2 separate regions of the Mus musculus genome follow, and region 1 is linked to region 2. A link is a loop called in an ENCODE intact Hi-C map of the cell type or tissue named here. Cell type or tissue: heart. All regions are shown on one strand.

Evidence for each region. Hi-C counts contacts between places; a loop is a spot of excess contacts. Peaks named below come from ENCODE experiments on the same cell type or tissue, not always from the same donor. Only the 100,000 strongest peaks of a DNase experiment are listed, where the experiment ranks them.
Region 1: a loop joins it to region 2, with 2.5 times the contacts of the local background. A loop is called at or near these places in 3 of 42 quality-filtered maps.

Annotation. Positions count from the first base shown.
Region 1 is chr10:8,091,698-8,099,697 of GRCm38, forward strand. No RefSeq gene overlaps it. Among named protein-coding and RNA genes, the nearest start is that of Gm30906, 80 kb to the right of the region's middle. In heart, no CTCF peak of the experiment used is centred here; no DNase peak of the experiment used is centred here; H3K27ac peaks cover 1,716 bases.
Region 2 is chr10:7,880,793-7,888,792 of GRCm38, forward strand. No RefSeq gene overlaps it. Among named protein-coding and RNA genes, the nearest start is that of Gm24726, 36 kb to the left of the region's middle. In heart, no CTCF peak of the experiment used is centred here; no DNase peak of the experiment used is centred here.

The sequences.
Region 1 (8,000 bases), 210 kb after region 2:
GACATATTTTTGTGGAATTTCTTAGTTTGCGTGCTGATTTGGGCTGTGTGTCTGGCTCTCCTCAAAACTCAAATGCCCTAGTGTGAAAGTAATGGGGCCTTTAGGGAGTGATAAGGGTTTGTGTGTAGGGGGTGTGGGTGTGGAAGTGCACTTTACTAAGGGGCTCTTTAACCTAAGCCACCTTTTCTGCTCAAAATTGGAAGCTTACTTTCAGGAATGGGGATTCCCTAAGGCTGCCCTTCTCTTTCTAGGATATAGCTCCCACCAGATCAGGGACCCCGTAGAACTCAAGCCAGGCAGCCTCTGTGGCTGCAAAGGTCTCTGATGAGCAGCTAGCTGGTGGGTAGGGCTATGCTGTGCCTCGACAATGCAGGGTGGATGCCTTTGTGGAGGAGAGGGTCCTAACATCAGTATGCTCAGCCCTATGCCCACAGCAGAAAGCCAGGAGAGCAGGCGTTTGTGTGCTCTTGTTTGTTCATTTTTAAGCTGCTTCATGGTAAACAGAGGCTGCCCACACTGGGCTCATAGATCTTTGCTGAGTCTGTTCTAACTCAGAGATGTAGCGGCCCCTCCTCAGGCATAAAGGAGCCTCTCTGCTCAAGTAGCTGACGTTGTAAGTACCACCCAGGGCTGCTTTTGAGTCTGGCAATGGATCAAAAATCTCTTTTCACCCTTACCCAGAGCAAGCGTCTCTGGTATATTTTAAGTTGGCACGGTTAGCAGAACCCGATTGCACTTCTGGATCAGAAACAGCCAGAGGTAATTTGGCATCCCACTCACCTTCCCTGGATCCCAACTGCTTCTGCAGCTCTTGCTACACTGGAAGCTTGTTTACAGTTAAATTGGACATGGAAATTCAAGCTACATCTCAGGGAGGTAATATGACACAGCCATACCAAATAGATGTATACATGTTTAAGTTGTTCACGGGGGAAGAATTTTTAATCTGCTCGTTTTAAAGAAAGCTCTTTGCATTGCAGGACAGGTTCTACATATTCCAGGCCTCCCACCAAAAGGAACCTCCAAAAGGAACCAGAATCAATAGTTTCAGATTACTAGAACCAAATAAAGCATAGGACACTTAACTTTTAAATTACATTTGTTAATTATTGGTTGACTGAGGGAGTTACAGGTTGGGGTTTGCATGTGCATGCCACAGAATGTATGTGGAGCTCAGAGGACAGTTTGAGGGTGTCAGTTCTCTCCCCCACCCTGTGATAGAAGGTCCCACGGATCAAACTCAGGTCACCAAGTTGATGTTAAATGCCCTCACCCACTAAGTCATCTCACTACCCCAAGCTCTGAATAGTTAATGAAAGTAAGCAATAAAGGTTGGAAAGGCAAGAGCAAGTTTTCATGGCCATTACCTCACCATCCAGGTGGCTCTCTTCAGCCTTCTGAGAGAAACAGAAAATAGAAGCAATAGTATGTACCCTCTCGGAATTCACCGTATAGTTGGGAGGTAAGATATAACTCTGGGGACATTATAGCAGTTCCCCGTTTTATAGGGGCAGGGTTGTTTCTAAGACCCCAGTGAAGCTGTATGAGACAGTACCAAGCCCTCTGTATCAGTCAGAACTTTTGATCTGGTAACAAATACCTAAGAGAGACAATCAGAGAGAAGGAACTATGTGTTTCAGAACTATACAGTTTCAGAGGTGCCGGGACTGTTTCTGACTATGTTGTTTCTGGTTAATGGGGGTGCAGAACCCCATGACAGCATGTAGCAGAACAAGCTGCTTACATCACTGCAGCCAGGAAGCAGAGACAAGAACACTCTCCCAGACGCCTGCTTTTTCCAAATAGCCCCGTGGCTAACGTTTCTCCCACCTCAATATGCTATCAGAGTATGCACCCAACTATGGATTTATCTGCTGATCAAGATAGAACTCTCACAGTCCAGTTGCATTTCAACATTTGGGCATCAAGCCTTTAACATATGAGTCTTTTGAATATTCCATATACAAACCATAACACCCCTGTAGACTGTAGGGTGTTTTCTATACATATAGACCAATAGTGCCAATTTTAATTTGTAAGCTAGGCTCAGTTAAATGGTGACTAATAATAAATATAATATCAGCTCTAACAAAAATTATATGAATGAGGCCTCTTACAATATCCTTTGGGGCACTCACTCACCTTGTGACGATGTGAGATGCTTCTATGCCTACAGGATGAGTTAAAGAGGCGAATGATCTTGGCTTTATGATGAACAGCGAGACACGTAAGGATCACTTGAACATACTGCCATACCACATTCATTAATCTGATAACCAACATAGCTACCAAGTGACATATGCGTGCAGGTTATGAACCAAGACCAAGTTTATACACGTGGCAAAGGGATGGATCGTATGCTGGGCAGGACTAAATGGGACTATGAAATTCCATTGTGCTCCTTTAAATGGTGTGCCACTTAAGGCATATTAGTTATTTCTGGAATTTCCTGGTTTGTGTTTTCAATCTGTAACTGACCATGGATAGTTGAAATGGTGAAAAGTAAAGTTGAGAAGGGAGGGGAACTATAACACATGTTTTTCACAGTATCTGTTAGTTTATTAGTTGATTTCTGAGACAGTGCCTCATCATAGCCAAGATAGGACTTGAACTTGCCTTGTAACTAAGCCAGGCCATAAACTCCTGAGCCTCTGTCTTCTACCACCTCACAGCTGGGGCCACTGGAGTGTGCTGTCGTACCCAGCTTTTAAGTGACATTTTAAGGAGATTTATTTTATAGTAATCTTCCTCAAGAGTAAATAGTCTGCCTTGAAAAGGGGAGGCTGTTGCTTGAATCCATGATGGTCAGAGAAGTAGGAAATAACTGAGGAAGTGAGTAGGAAGTTGGTGGGGGGGGAGGTGGAAGGAAGGGGGCTATTTCCAGATAGAGAGGAGAGAGAGAGAAAATTGATGAATTTGGGATGTGTCAGTTGTGGATGTAATATAAAGCTTAGTCACTCATTCATTTTTACAAATATTCAGCAAGAAATAGAACAAAAGTCTGCTCTTTGCTGCCTGAGCTTTGTAACAACTACTAAAGCCTGGGCTGTTCACAGCAGGGTCTGAACACATGCTTTATTAGGAAATTTCAAATACAATATCGCACACAGCTATAATAAGATGAAAAACTATGTAAAAGGCAAAATCTTAAAGACCAATTCTTATGATGTAATTTCTCGGATAGGATATATATATATATATATATATATATATATATATATATATATATATATTCACAGAAGGAAATATTTCTGTTTGCTCAGAGTAGCTTGAGCATCTCACAGGAAAGGAGTTCTTAATGAGAAAACAATCACACACACCTTTCTTCCTGAGCATTTTAATTCACTAGTGGGAACGCTGGCATTGGAGAGACCTTTGCCAAGTCTCCTCCGTCCTAAAAGCAGAGCTACAGAGGACTAAAAGCAGAGCTACAGAGGACTAAATCAAGCCTGCAGTTAACAAAGCTGGCAGTTCTGGACCGAAGGCTCTGCTTGCTCATGAGGGGCCGCAGGGATGAAGTAGAGATGGATACTCTTTCCGGCTTCTAGCAGGCAGATTGAACACAGGTCCCCCAGTCCCTGAAGCTTGCTTGGCAATCGCTCTCCTCCTTGGTCATCTTACAAATGGTTCACACACTGCTCTCTAGTCATACAAAGTAAAGTGAGGTGGTTGGAACTGCCTTCTTGATGTTTCCAGAAACTTCTGCCCATGGTATTATTGCCCAGAGATGACTCACTGGGGTCCAGCTCGACCCAGAAGGTATTTAGGCAATTTTTCCCAAAAGCTCAGGCTGACCAGCTTCAGTGCTCTGCCCTGACCCTGCATTTTAGAAGGGCATAAGATCACTGAGTTCCCTGAAATGTAAGCCCAAACCCAGAAGTTCATTTTTTTTCATGGCTGAATACACCCATTGTACAGCTGTGTATGTCTCTGTTGCTGTAGAGGATGCTGTAAAAGGCCTGTTTGTATATGCTAATCAGAAGGATGGAGTGTGGCAGAATTGCTAGTTCTGGAAAGGTAAAGACCAAGAAGCTAAGTTATCCAGGGCTCAGCCCAAGGAGCTTGGAGACCTGACAGCCTGACAGGCATCAGAGAAGATGGGAAGAGGTGAACAGAAGTAGTGAGAGACAAGCCACAGAGAAAGGGGGACTGAGGGTACAGGAGCGTCAATGCTCAGAGGCTCCCAGTAGAGAAGGGGTGAGAGGGAAGAGCTGGCTCTCTCTATGACGGTTTTCCCATGTCCATCTGCACTCCTCCCTGCTCCTGTCCCTCGTCCCCACCATGCTTCCTGTAGTCATTGTAGCTTTCATTTGCTGTTCTGATACTTTGACCTCTGGGGCCTTGCTGTTGCTGGAGGGTCTGCCTATCCCAGGGCTAGCTAATTCCTAAAGACAGCAAAGTCCATCCCCAGGAGCCCAGTTTTCCACTCCAAAGCAAATAACCCAGAGCCCACATTCCAGCAACCTCTTTTGTCAGGCTGTCAGCTTGGGGGTCATTATCCAGCTTCCCTGATCACCCAGGACAAAGGGCACAGGAAACTGGGGAGAGGCACCACAGTGACTCAGACTATCAAATACCTGCCCTGTCAGCTTCTTGCTGCAGAAAGCACCATACTGGCTTCTGTGTCCAGCCCCTTCCTCTCTGACTACCTCTTGACTGACCCTGGGGTTGGGGGTGAGGATTCCCTCAGCATCTTCTCGGGGCATAGGATGCTCTACCTCCTAAGGAACCTGACCTCTTCAGAACATGTTTTCAGATCATGACTTGCTGGCTGTACCATAATGAATAGCTTCTCCTTGTGCCTTCCACTAGTGACTTACTTCAGACCATAAATCAGTTAGATGAGACTAGACAGAAGATAAAGGTGGAGCTGATGGGCAGCAAAGGGACCTGGTGTAGAATCTGTCACTAGCAAAGTCTTAACTTCTGAGCCAGGACTACAATCAGAGCTGACATTCAGTCAGTGTCAGTCCATTTTGTATTGCTGTGACAAAATACTTGAGACTGTGTGCTTTGTTAAGAAAAGGGCTTGATTCAGTTTACAGTTTTAGAGACTGAAAGTTGGAAATTGGATAGATCCATGGTTTCAGCCTCTGGTGAGGGCCCGACAGCACCATCTCAACATGGCAGATTGCTTATAAAGTGGAACACTTCAGAGTGGCAAGTGATGGGCGCAGACGGGTGAGATCAAGAACTGACTGATAACAGGCTTTGTACCAACCTGCTCACACAACAACCAGTCCAGTCCTGGGACACTAACCTATGGGTTGTTTTCGGGGTAACCTATGTGACCTAGTCTCTTTCCATCAGCCCCAGCAGGATCCACCCCTTGAAGGTCTCATTATCTCTTGGTACTGTTCAGGCTTCCTTTGGGGACTAGCCATATATCTAGATCACTGCAGTCCAGACAGCAACAGGGACATCTTTCCATTGGGAGCTTGATGGTATCAGTCTCCTCCAGTGAGTGTCTCCCTGACATGGCAAGCATTCTCTTCTCTCTGCAAGACATTTAGCCCAGGGCAGGCTTTCCAGTCCCTGCTGCAGGAATGTGCCTGTTGTCCACAGTGACTACTCGGTGCCTGTTCTGTTCTTGTGAGGCGTCCACAATGTAACCATTGCAAGGCAAAAGGGCAGGAGGAGCTGCACTGGGCTCTCACCCCAACACAGGGTGAGGGCCAGTAAAATCAGGGTGTATGTGCCAGGCCTTCTGACAGCCTACTGAGGGATGAAGTGGGGGAGGGGGAGATCAAGAGAGGGAGAAGGGGAATTTCACTTCTGCCTCTCCTCTCCCCTCCCCTCTCTTCCCTCCCCTCCCCTTCCCTCTTTTCCCTTTCCCCCTTGTATCTCTTCTCCCCCTCTTTTCTCTGCCTCTTCTCTTCCTCCACTCTCCTCTCTCCCTGCCTTCAATTCCCTCCTTCCCTGTGACAACCTAAGAAGGAGGGCAACATTTCCAGATCTTTAACAAAACTGAGAATGTCCAAGTTTATAAAAAATATTATTCCAAAATGCATCTGAGAGATAAAAATCGCTTTTTTTTTTTTTTTTTTTTTTTGGTGGCTTAAGTCAAACTGCCTGTGTACTCTGAATCGTGCTTGCAGCAACAGGGGGCTCTTCTTGAAGACATTCTACCACAGATTCCATCTGTCCTTGCACCACCCAGCCCCTCACACCTACTGTCAGGCTGCAGACCATTGGCTTTGGCTTGATCCTTTTGGAAGCATGGCTGCAGTTTCCCGTGAGCTTAGGCACAGAGCTGGGAGACATTTTAACCATCACCTATGAGCTGTTGCAGGGCAGCACAATCAGGCTACACTGGACTTGTCACCAAGCTTTAGCCATTTTGCCCTGGCCCTTGAGAGACAACTTCGAAGCTTTGGCAGGCTCAGCTAAGGATTTTTTTTACAAGCCATGTTTGTCACACTGTGTTCAGAGAGAAACACCCAACGTAAGATCTTTTCTATGTAACATTTCAAAGCTCAGCAAGTCATCCTTCACGCATAAACTTGCCCCATTCTCAAACACCCTGCAGAAGGAAGGCCCCGCTTTACAGGGACCTAGAGTGAAATTGTGAGGTGTGGACTGTCTTACCTCAGGAGGAACCATAAGGAGACTCTTTCTGGTGATGGTCTACCTTTAGCAGTGTTGTGTGGAATAGAGGAGTCACGAACATGTCAGCAAGCAGGTCCAATGAAGCAGAAGTTCCTTTTAGTTATTTTAACTGTCTTCAAAAGGAAGGCCAGGGACTAGAAAGATGGCTCAGCAGTTAAGCCTACTGGCTGCTCTTCCAAATGATCCCTGGTTCAATTCCCAGCACCCATGTGGTGGCTTAGAACCATTTGTAACTCCAGTCCCAGGGGAATCTGGTGCCCTCTTCTGGCCGTAATAGAAATAAATAAAATATTTTTTTTTTTTTTTTTTATAAAATATTTTTTTTAAAAAAAGGTTTTTTGTTTTGTTTTGTTTTTTTGTTTGTTTGTTTGTTAAAGCAGTGGTTCTCAACCTTCCTAATGCTGTGACCTTTTTATACAGTTCCTTATGTTGTGGTGGCCCCCCCAACCATAAATTATATATTGCTACTTCATAACTGTAATGTTGTTACTATTGTGAATCATACATAATGTAGATATCTGATACTTCCAATGGTCTTAGCTGACCCCTGTGAAAGGGATGGTCAATCTTCTCCTGGAAGGGGCCACGACCCACAGGTTGAGAACTGTGGTGTTAATGGGAATGTCGATTACCCTTTTATCCCCATTTACTTGAAAAGTTAAGAGTGAGAAATGTGAGCTTCTTCCTGTGTGACAATTACCCAGTTAGTTTACTCCTGAGAACCAGGAAGGAGGCTGGGCATGGTCCCAGAGGCAGCATGAGCACTGGAGTTTGGATTCTCAGAAGCCATGTACATGCCAGGCATGCATGGCAGCTCGACAGTAATTCTAGTCCTGGGAAGGCAGACACAGAGGATTGCCAGAGCGAACTGGCTAACCCGAGGGGACCTAGCATTGAGCTCCGGGTTCAATGGAGAGACCCTGCATCATGATTAAGAGTGGTGGAGGAAGACTCCAGGTTTCAGCCTCCAGCCTCCAGCCTCCAACCACACACATGTGGATGTGCATTCTTGCACACACATGTGCACACCATATACATGAGAACATGCAAACACAAATGCAACACACACATGTACACTCACATGCACACATACGCACACCACCCCCACCCCAAACCAAAAGAACCAGGAACACACTTAGCACTTTCACAGTTTTTCCAAACGTTTATTTCTCAAGATGGAAGTAGATGTTAGTCGTTAAAATAGTTTCATCAGAGTTCCAAAGGCAGGGACAGAAGAGTTAAGAATTTGAGGCCATCCTGAGCTGCATATAGAGACTCTATCTTTAAAATGTTTTCTGTGATCAAATAAAATTAGAATACAGACTTGGGTGGTTAACTGGGTGTTTGCTGTGGGGTTATTGGTTTTTTTTTTCAACAGTGAACTGCAAATG
Region 2 (8,000 bases):
GCAGTATAATGCTGGGTCCTGTTTGTATATCCAGTCGGTTAGTCTATGTCTTTTTATTGGGGAATTGGATCCATTGATGTTAAAAGATATTAAAGAAAATCGATTGTTACCTCATGTTATTTTTGTGTTAGAGGTGGAATTTTGTTTGTGTGGCTATCTTCTTTTGGGGTTGTTGAAATATTACTTTCTTGCTTGTTCTAGGGCGCAGTTTCCCTCCTTGTATTGGTGTTTTCCACCTATTATCCTTTGTAGGGCTGGATTTGTGGAAAGATATTATGTAAATTTGTTTTTGTCATAGAATATCTTGGTTTCTCTGTTTATGGTAATTGAGAATTTTGCTAGATATAGTAGTAGTCTGGGCTGGCATTTGTGTTTTCTTAGGGTCTGTATAACATCTGCCCAGGATCTTCTAGCTTTCACAGTCTCTGATGAGAAGTCTGGTGTAATTCTGATAGGCCTGCCTTTATATGTTACTTGACCTTATTCCCTTATTGCTTTTAATATTCTTTCTTTGTTTTGTGCATTTGATGTTTTGACTGTTATGTGATGGAAGGAATTTCTTTTCTGGCCCAAACTATTTGGAGTTCTGTAGGCTGCTTGTATGTTCATGGACATCTCTTTCTTTAGGTGAGGGAAGTTTTCTTCTATAATTTTGTTGAAGATATTTACCTGTCCTTTGAGTTGGGAATCTTCACTCTCTTCTATACCTATTATCCTTAGGTTTCTTCTCATTGTGTCCTGGATTTTGTGGATGTTTTGGGTTAGGAGCTTTTTGCATATTCTTTTCCTGTAGTGTTAATGTTTCCTATGGTATCTTCTGCACCTGAGTTTCTCTCTTCTATCTTTTGTATTCTGTTGGTGTTTGTTCTGTCTATGACTTCTGATCTCTTTCCTAGGTTTTCTATCTCCAGAGTTGTCTCCCTTTGTGATTTCTTTATTGTTTCTATTTCCATTTTAGATCTTGGATGGTTTTGTTCATTTACTTCACCTGTTTGTTTGATTGTGTTTTCCTGTAATTCTTTAAGGAATTTTTTGTGTTTCCTCTTTAAGGGCTTCTAGGTGTTTACGTGTGTTCTCCTGCATTTCTTTAAGGGAGTTATTTATGTCCCTCTTTAAGTCCTCTATCACCACCATGAGAAGTGATTTTCAATTAGAATCTTGCTTTTCCGGTGTGATGGTGTATCCAGGACTTGCTATCGTGAGGGAATTGTATTCTGATGATGCCAAGTAACCTTGGTTTCTGTTGCTTATGTTCTTACGCTTGCCTCACCATCTGGCTATCTCTAGTGCTACCTGCCGTGGCTATATCTGACTGGAACCTGTCCTGCCTGTGATCCTGGTTGTGTCAGAACTCCTCAGAGTTCAGCTGTCTCTGTGATCCTGTGAGTCTGGGATCCTGTGATCCTGAGATCCTGGGCTTGTCAGAGCTCCTGGGAGTAAAGCTGCCTCTAGGACCCTGAGATCTTGGTGGGACCAAGCTCCTGGAATCCCATGATCCTGTCATTCTGTGGACCTGGGTGTGTTAGAGTGCCTGGGAGTGGAGCTTCCTCTGGTTGTTGTGGGACTGGCTTCAGAGTTTGCACTTAAGGTCTGCTGAGGGCACCAGCCCAGACTGGAAGGATCTGTGTCTCTGGTGGGGTGGAGTTCCTGGGCGCCTGAGTCCTGCTGCTCCCAGTTACTCCTGGTGTTGGGCAGATGTTGTGTTCTCCTCACCTCTGATCCTATGATTCTGGGAATGGAGCTTCCTCTGGGTGTTGTGGGACTGGCTCCAAAATTTCCTTCCTTAGAGGACTTCATAAGAGATTTTTTTCTACTATCATGTTTTATATTCCAAATAGATTTTAAAAACTCGTTGAGTGCATACTACTTTTAGCTTCAGAAGATATCATTTATATTTAAGAGGTATTTAACTATTATAAATTATTTTGATGACTTAAAATGTCAATACTGAGTTGTATATTTTAAAATAAATTTTATTAGTTTAATAAAAAATGAGATCTAAAAAAAGCAATATTGTGCTCAAATGATGAAGGTACAGCTACAGCCTGTACCATAGCAACAATTTAATATTATACTAAAATGGCATCATTTAAACAGAAAGAATGGCCCAAGATGAGACCATGAGTTAAAGACTTTAAGTCACAGTACCAACAGCATGATCTAGCACACAAAATGTGGTAACCTGACCTGCTCTCTGGAAGGCAGTGTGGAGAGAACAAGTCAAGCCACAAATGGGAAAATTTTTTATCCTCTGTATTCGTAAGAGGACACATGTACAGAATACACCGAGAACCCCTAGAAACCAACCACTAAACTAATGAAAACATGGATACATAGCTTTATTTAAGAAAATACTGAAGGGAGATCGCTCAGTGGTTAGGAGCCCTTGCTGCTCTTGCAAGGCACCGGAGTTCAGTCCCCGCACTGTCAGGTGACCCACATCTGCCTATAACTCAAGGTTCTGGGTTTCCAATGCCCTGTGATGTGTAAACCCACACAGGCACACATATATACACAATAACAAAAAGCTTTTAAAAAGATATGAAGCTGGTGGGATTGCTCATCAGGTAAAAGGCCCTTGCCGTGGAAGCCGGGTGACCTGAGTTCAGTACCCGGAACACACATAAAAGTGGAAGGAGATATTGACTCCTTAAAATTGTCTTTCCATCTCCGCAAGCAGGTGGTGGCATGCAGTTCCCGCCCATCGTAGTAAACAAAACAAAAAGGTAAAACTCTGTGTGTGGCCATGCATTTGAAAAGATGCTCAATATTCTTAGTTCCTGACAAAATGTTAACGAGAAACTACTACATATGTATTAGAAAACTTACAATTCAAAAAGATCATATGAAAAGACCATTTCTCCTAGCCTCTACAGTTATGGCTGGGGCAAGGAGGTGGAATGTCACTATTGTGACCACTAGGTGTCGCTGTTGCAGCATGGCTCGTTTACCTGGGTGCCACACTTTCTGCAACCTTGGCTCCAGGGAACACTTGATCGGACAACAGTTGATGATAGAACATGGTAAGTAAAGGCACATTTACCACTTATCAGATATAATAACAGCACGGATACCATGGATAACTAGAAAGGCAAATTAAATTCATTTTCATTTTATATCCTAACTCAAACTTTAAGCATATAGAAAACTCCAGAGAATATAGTTATGTGCTTGAATGGAATCTTAATATCGCTCACGCTTGAGTTCAGTAATAATTATAATTTTCTCTAAACAGATATTGATACACATTGTAATTGAACTACTCTTGGATGCCTTGCAGTTTTTCATTACTATCGTTCATATCATTATTATAAACATGTTTTTTTTTCCTTCATATGCTTTCACTGTTTATTGCTCATACATTGATTTTTGTTTGACTAAATCTTGGATTCCAGAGCTCAGTTCATCATTGTTGAGACTAATCTTGTCTCCTCTTTATGGTTTGTTTTTCTGTCTTGGGAACTATAACTCAATACTGTAGATTTCCCAGAGAAATATAAAAAGTCACTGATGCAGACACTGGCCTTGTCATTGAGAAGGCGCCTCAGGCCTTTCTGTCATGTATTGGGTATCAGGATCAACCACTCCTAGTCAGTTTCCTGCTCCTTTCCTAAGGGAAATTACGCCTTCCCCATCTGTGTATCTACAGGTACACGCGCACGCGCGCGCGCGCGCGCACACACACACACACACACACACACACAGCACACATTTACATTCCTACCATTTCTTTCCTAAAACAAAACAAAAAAAAATCCATGCATTTGAATATGAAAGAAATACTACAGACAGCAAGATGGCTTCCATTCGCAAGGTGTGAGCCACCAAGCTGGAAGACCTGATTTTCATCCTCAAAATTCAAATGGTAGAAGGCGAGAACCAACTCATGAATCTTTGGCTTCCACACACACTGTGCCATGCAACAAATAAATAAATGTCAAATGAACCTAACAAAGGGGATTTGTGTTTTGTCTCAATCAAGAAATGAAGCAACCCTGTTGTACAGCTTGGGGCCGCTCGCCAGCTTCATCCAGGCCTCCGTTCTCTAAAGGGGTTTCTTCTTTGGGTGATACCAAGCCCATTCCGTCAAGACAGTTGGAAACAGAGTGAGTGAGGCAGGGAGAACAAGAGAGTTGGGGCTGGAATTTGAAGGAGCTGTGCAGGCTTGTAGGGAGGAGTCTTCAGGGAGCACAGCAGCCAGGCTGGGAGGACTCCCCTGGTCAAGAAACTGATATACACAATTTTTTAAAACTAAATTTAAATTTTTTTTTCTTGTGTACTGGTGCTGTGCTAATGGTGGTTTGGGGTTTGTTTTTTGCTACATTCTTGCTAATGAGGAGCTGGGAAGGTGGATATCTAGTAACAAGGAAGCTTGCTTGTTACTAAGTACTTTGGCAATAGCATCAGAGGACATAAAATATGAGTTACTTTGCTTATATCTAACAATTTATCTTGGGTGAATTCCAGAAAGTTTTAGGCCAAGATATTTTTATGTCTCTAAATATCCTGGCCTAAAGAAGGGGAACTAAATAAGTGCGCAACAAACTAAGTAAATTTCTGTCTCTGCATGGGAAAAATGGAGTTCTAACCATATTGTATTTGTAATAATCGATGAAAAAAGCCAAAAACAAAAAAGTAAAAACAAACCCCTCAAACAAAAACCCCAGTGGCCATCTTAGCCTTAACTGCCGTGCCCACTCCCAAGCGTGCTTGCTGAATTTCCCCCATTACTTCCTCAGCAGATTATAAAGGATAAAACTGTAAGTGGAGCGCGTTGCTGCCCCTAGCAGAAGAGGGTTCGGAGTCAGCTTCAGATAAACCTGGGATTCCAGTTAACGTGGTTCCTTGTGTCCTGACCCTTCTTCATGCTGACATTTCTGTGCTCATTTGCCGAGGATGGTCTGGTCTTGATGCCACCCAGGACGAGCTTCTGACAGTAAGTCTGCATCAAGCTACATGCTACACACTGGTCTGCTGGCCGCTTTCCGTGGTCCCGTGGCATCATAGGACACTGGGACTGAGTTGACCCAGAACACCTTGGGACTGCCACTTCTCCCACGCAAAGCAAAGACAGAGCAGCGGATAAAGGGTGGGACATAATTTTACCAGACAGGAGAAGAATCAGTGTGAGGGAGAATCAGGAGAGCGTGTTTAGTAAATACCCCATGCAGGAATGAGCCGGGAAGCAGGGAGTGAAGACCGGAACACAGAAAACTGTAGCCGGAACCATGGCGAACTCCTTCCTGTTGTAGCTTCTGGAATGCTCACCGAGTCGCAGCACTGTGCAGGGTGCTGTCTGTGCCTTGTCACTTCATCTCTATTTGTAATGTGATTTGGACACGAAGATATGCCGAGCAATGGACACAAGCACACACGCCTCTGGGCACCTAATCTTGCCAAGAGAGACCACTGGAGAGCAGAGATGTGTGCCATGCGGAGTAAACTGGATATCCACATGGACAAGAGTAAAACCGGGGCAAACTGCAGAGATGGCTCAGTGCTTGGGAGCACTGATGCTCTTCCAAGAGGATCCACATTCCGTTCCCAGCACCCACATAGCAGCCCAGAACTGTCTGTAAGTCAAGTTCCAGAGGCCCCTTCTGGCCTCTGTGGGCACCAGGCACACAAGTAGCTCACAAACATGTAGGCAAAACACCCATATATCATCATCAACAACAACAACAGCAAACAACAACAACAACAAAAGGAGTGTTTGTCCAGAGGACTCAAGTTTGGTTCCCAGCACCCATAGATATGTATGTGTGTGTATATGGTGGATGTTTATGCATATGATGCATGCATATGTGTTTGTATTTATATAAGTATATATGACATGAAGGAAGAAAAGGCGCTATGAGGAGGAGGAGAAAGAGATTTAAGAAAAGGGAGTGGGAGACAAGGGGAAGTCATGAAACCTATGTGTCATGAGAGCAGAAGGGACCAGAAAGATGGGAATGGCTAGGATGGGAAAGGCAGTGAGAAGGGCTAACAAAAATGGAAGTATGATGGCGTGCACACATTGAACGGTCAAAAGGAAGCAGGTGTCGGTATGCCAATACTAAGAAAAGATTAGGGTGGCAGGAAAGATGCGGGTTGGGTGACTTGTCAAAACCCTTTTCCAGTCAAGTATGGCAGCTTGTACCTGTAATAGCAGCATTTGGAAAGCTGAGGCAGGGAGATTACCATGAACTCCAGGCCAGCTCAGACTACACAGTAATTTCAAAGAACCAAAACAAGAAAACGTCACACTAATGGTGGGGTGGGGTGCAGCATGGGGACCCCTGCCCGGGCTTCCCCTCTCAAAGGGTCTTCTCACAGCTTGCTTTAAAAAATACTCTTTAATTGATTCACTTTTATGTGTATGAGTGTTTTGTCTGAGTCTATGTATGTGCACTACACACATACCTGGGGCTCCCACCTGGAAGATGGGGTTGGATCCCTGGAATTGGAGATTGTGAACTACCATGTGGATGCTGGGAACTAAACCCAAGTCCTCTGCAGGAACAGCAAGTGCTCGAAACCACTGAGCCTTCTCTCCAGTCCCATTTCCCTAATTCTTTTGTTGTTGTTTTGAGACAGGGTTTCTCTCTGTAGCTTTGACTCCTAGAACTCACTCTGTAGACCAGTCTGGCCTCAAACTCAGAGGTCTGCCCACCTCCGTCTCCGCCTCTGGAGTGCTGGAATTAAAGATGTGTGCCACCACCATCTGGACTGCCATTCCCCCAACTGGACTCAGGCTGGCACACAGGGGTGCACTAGATATGATCCTTCCATTCAGATTCTCTGCTTTTGGGTGGTGTCTCTAGTGGATGAGGGCCTATTAAAATCTTGAAAAACAGAAGCCTCTCATAGGACATCGGTTTAGACTCAGAGAAACTCTTTATACCAGGCATATTGCCTTCTTTCTTTAGATTACTGGGGCAGAAAGCAGTTACAGATTGGGAGCAGCTTGAAGTTGGAGACCTGGAGCCACCGGTGGGAAACAGGTCTCCTGAGCTGTCCTCGTTTCCGGGCTGTCTCTGCGCTGGCCAGAAGGGTGTTTTGTTTTGTTTTGCTTTGCTTTGTTTTGTTTTGTTTTGTTTTGTTTTGTTTTGTTTTGCCAGGCTTGAATCTAGACTGCTCTAGTTACCATGCATCGTTCTCATTACAGATTTGTGAAGTTGAGCAAGGATGGTCTAACTCAAGCTCACTTGCCTTCGTGTCGCTGTGAGGTGGGAGAGGAAGAACCTCATTCGTGTGCAGCCTAGGGAACAGTTCTGTTTAGATGTTCACATTGTGGCTTCTGGCATGGCCCTGACAGGTAGAGTGTGGACATAGATAACTTCACTCCCCAGCAGGTACAGTGGAGGACTGAGTTCTTTCCAGGGACCTTTGCCTAGAGTCAGCCGGTGCTGTCTTTTGGAGAGGCCCCTCAGTAGGGAAAGCCGCCACTCTGAGGGAAACGCTCCTCCACTTTCGGACCATTACAGAACTAACCTTGTAAGACTATGTTTCTGGAGGCAGGACTGCGGAGAACTTGCTCAAGCTTTTCTCTTTCAAATTTTCCAGCCAAGCAATGTTTTCAACATAAAATGTTCCCTTGTAATTATGCTGTTTTTGGATTTTCCCCTGCTTGACTTCCGTTCTGTTTAGTCAGCAGTTCGGGGGCTCCGGCCACATACCAAGCCACCGCCTGAAGACAGCATGGAGTGTATCAGGGAAGCCAGGACTCAGGGTCTGGAGGAAGAGCGCAGACATCATTTCCTCCCTATCGCTGAGTTTAATGTGGAAGGTGATCATGTTTTTGAGGTGCTGTATTCTCCCCCTTCCCTGTTAGAGGGCACACAGACAGAGTGCAAGAGAGAGAAACGAGAAGTAATGTCAGCTACAGGACTCCCTCCAACTTAAGCAGGAGGAAGGAGGCAGACCACAGGGGAAGAGACAGCCGATATAGGATCTGGGGCAAAGCTTCCAGCCCTCAGGGTACTGGGGTACCCCTGATTTTGAGCCTGCCTATGCCC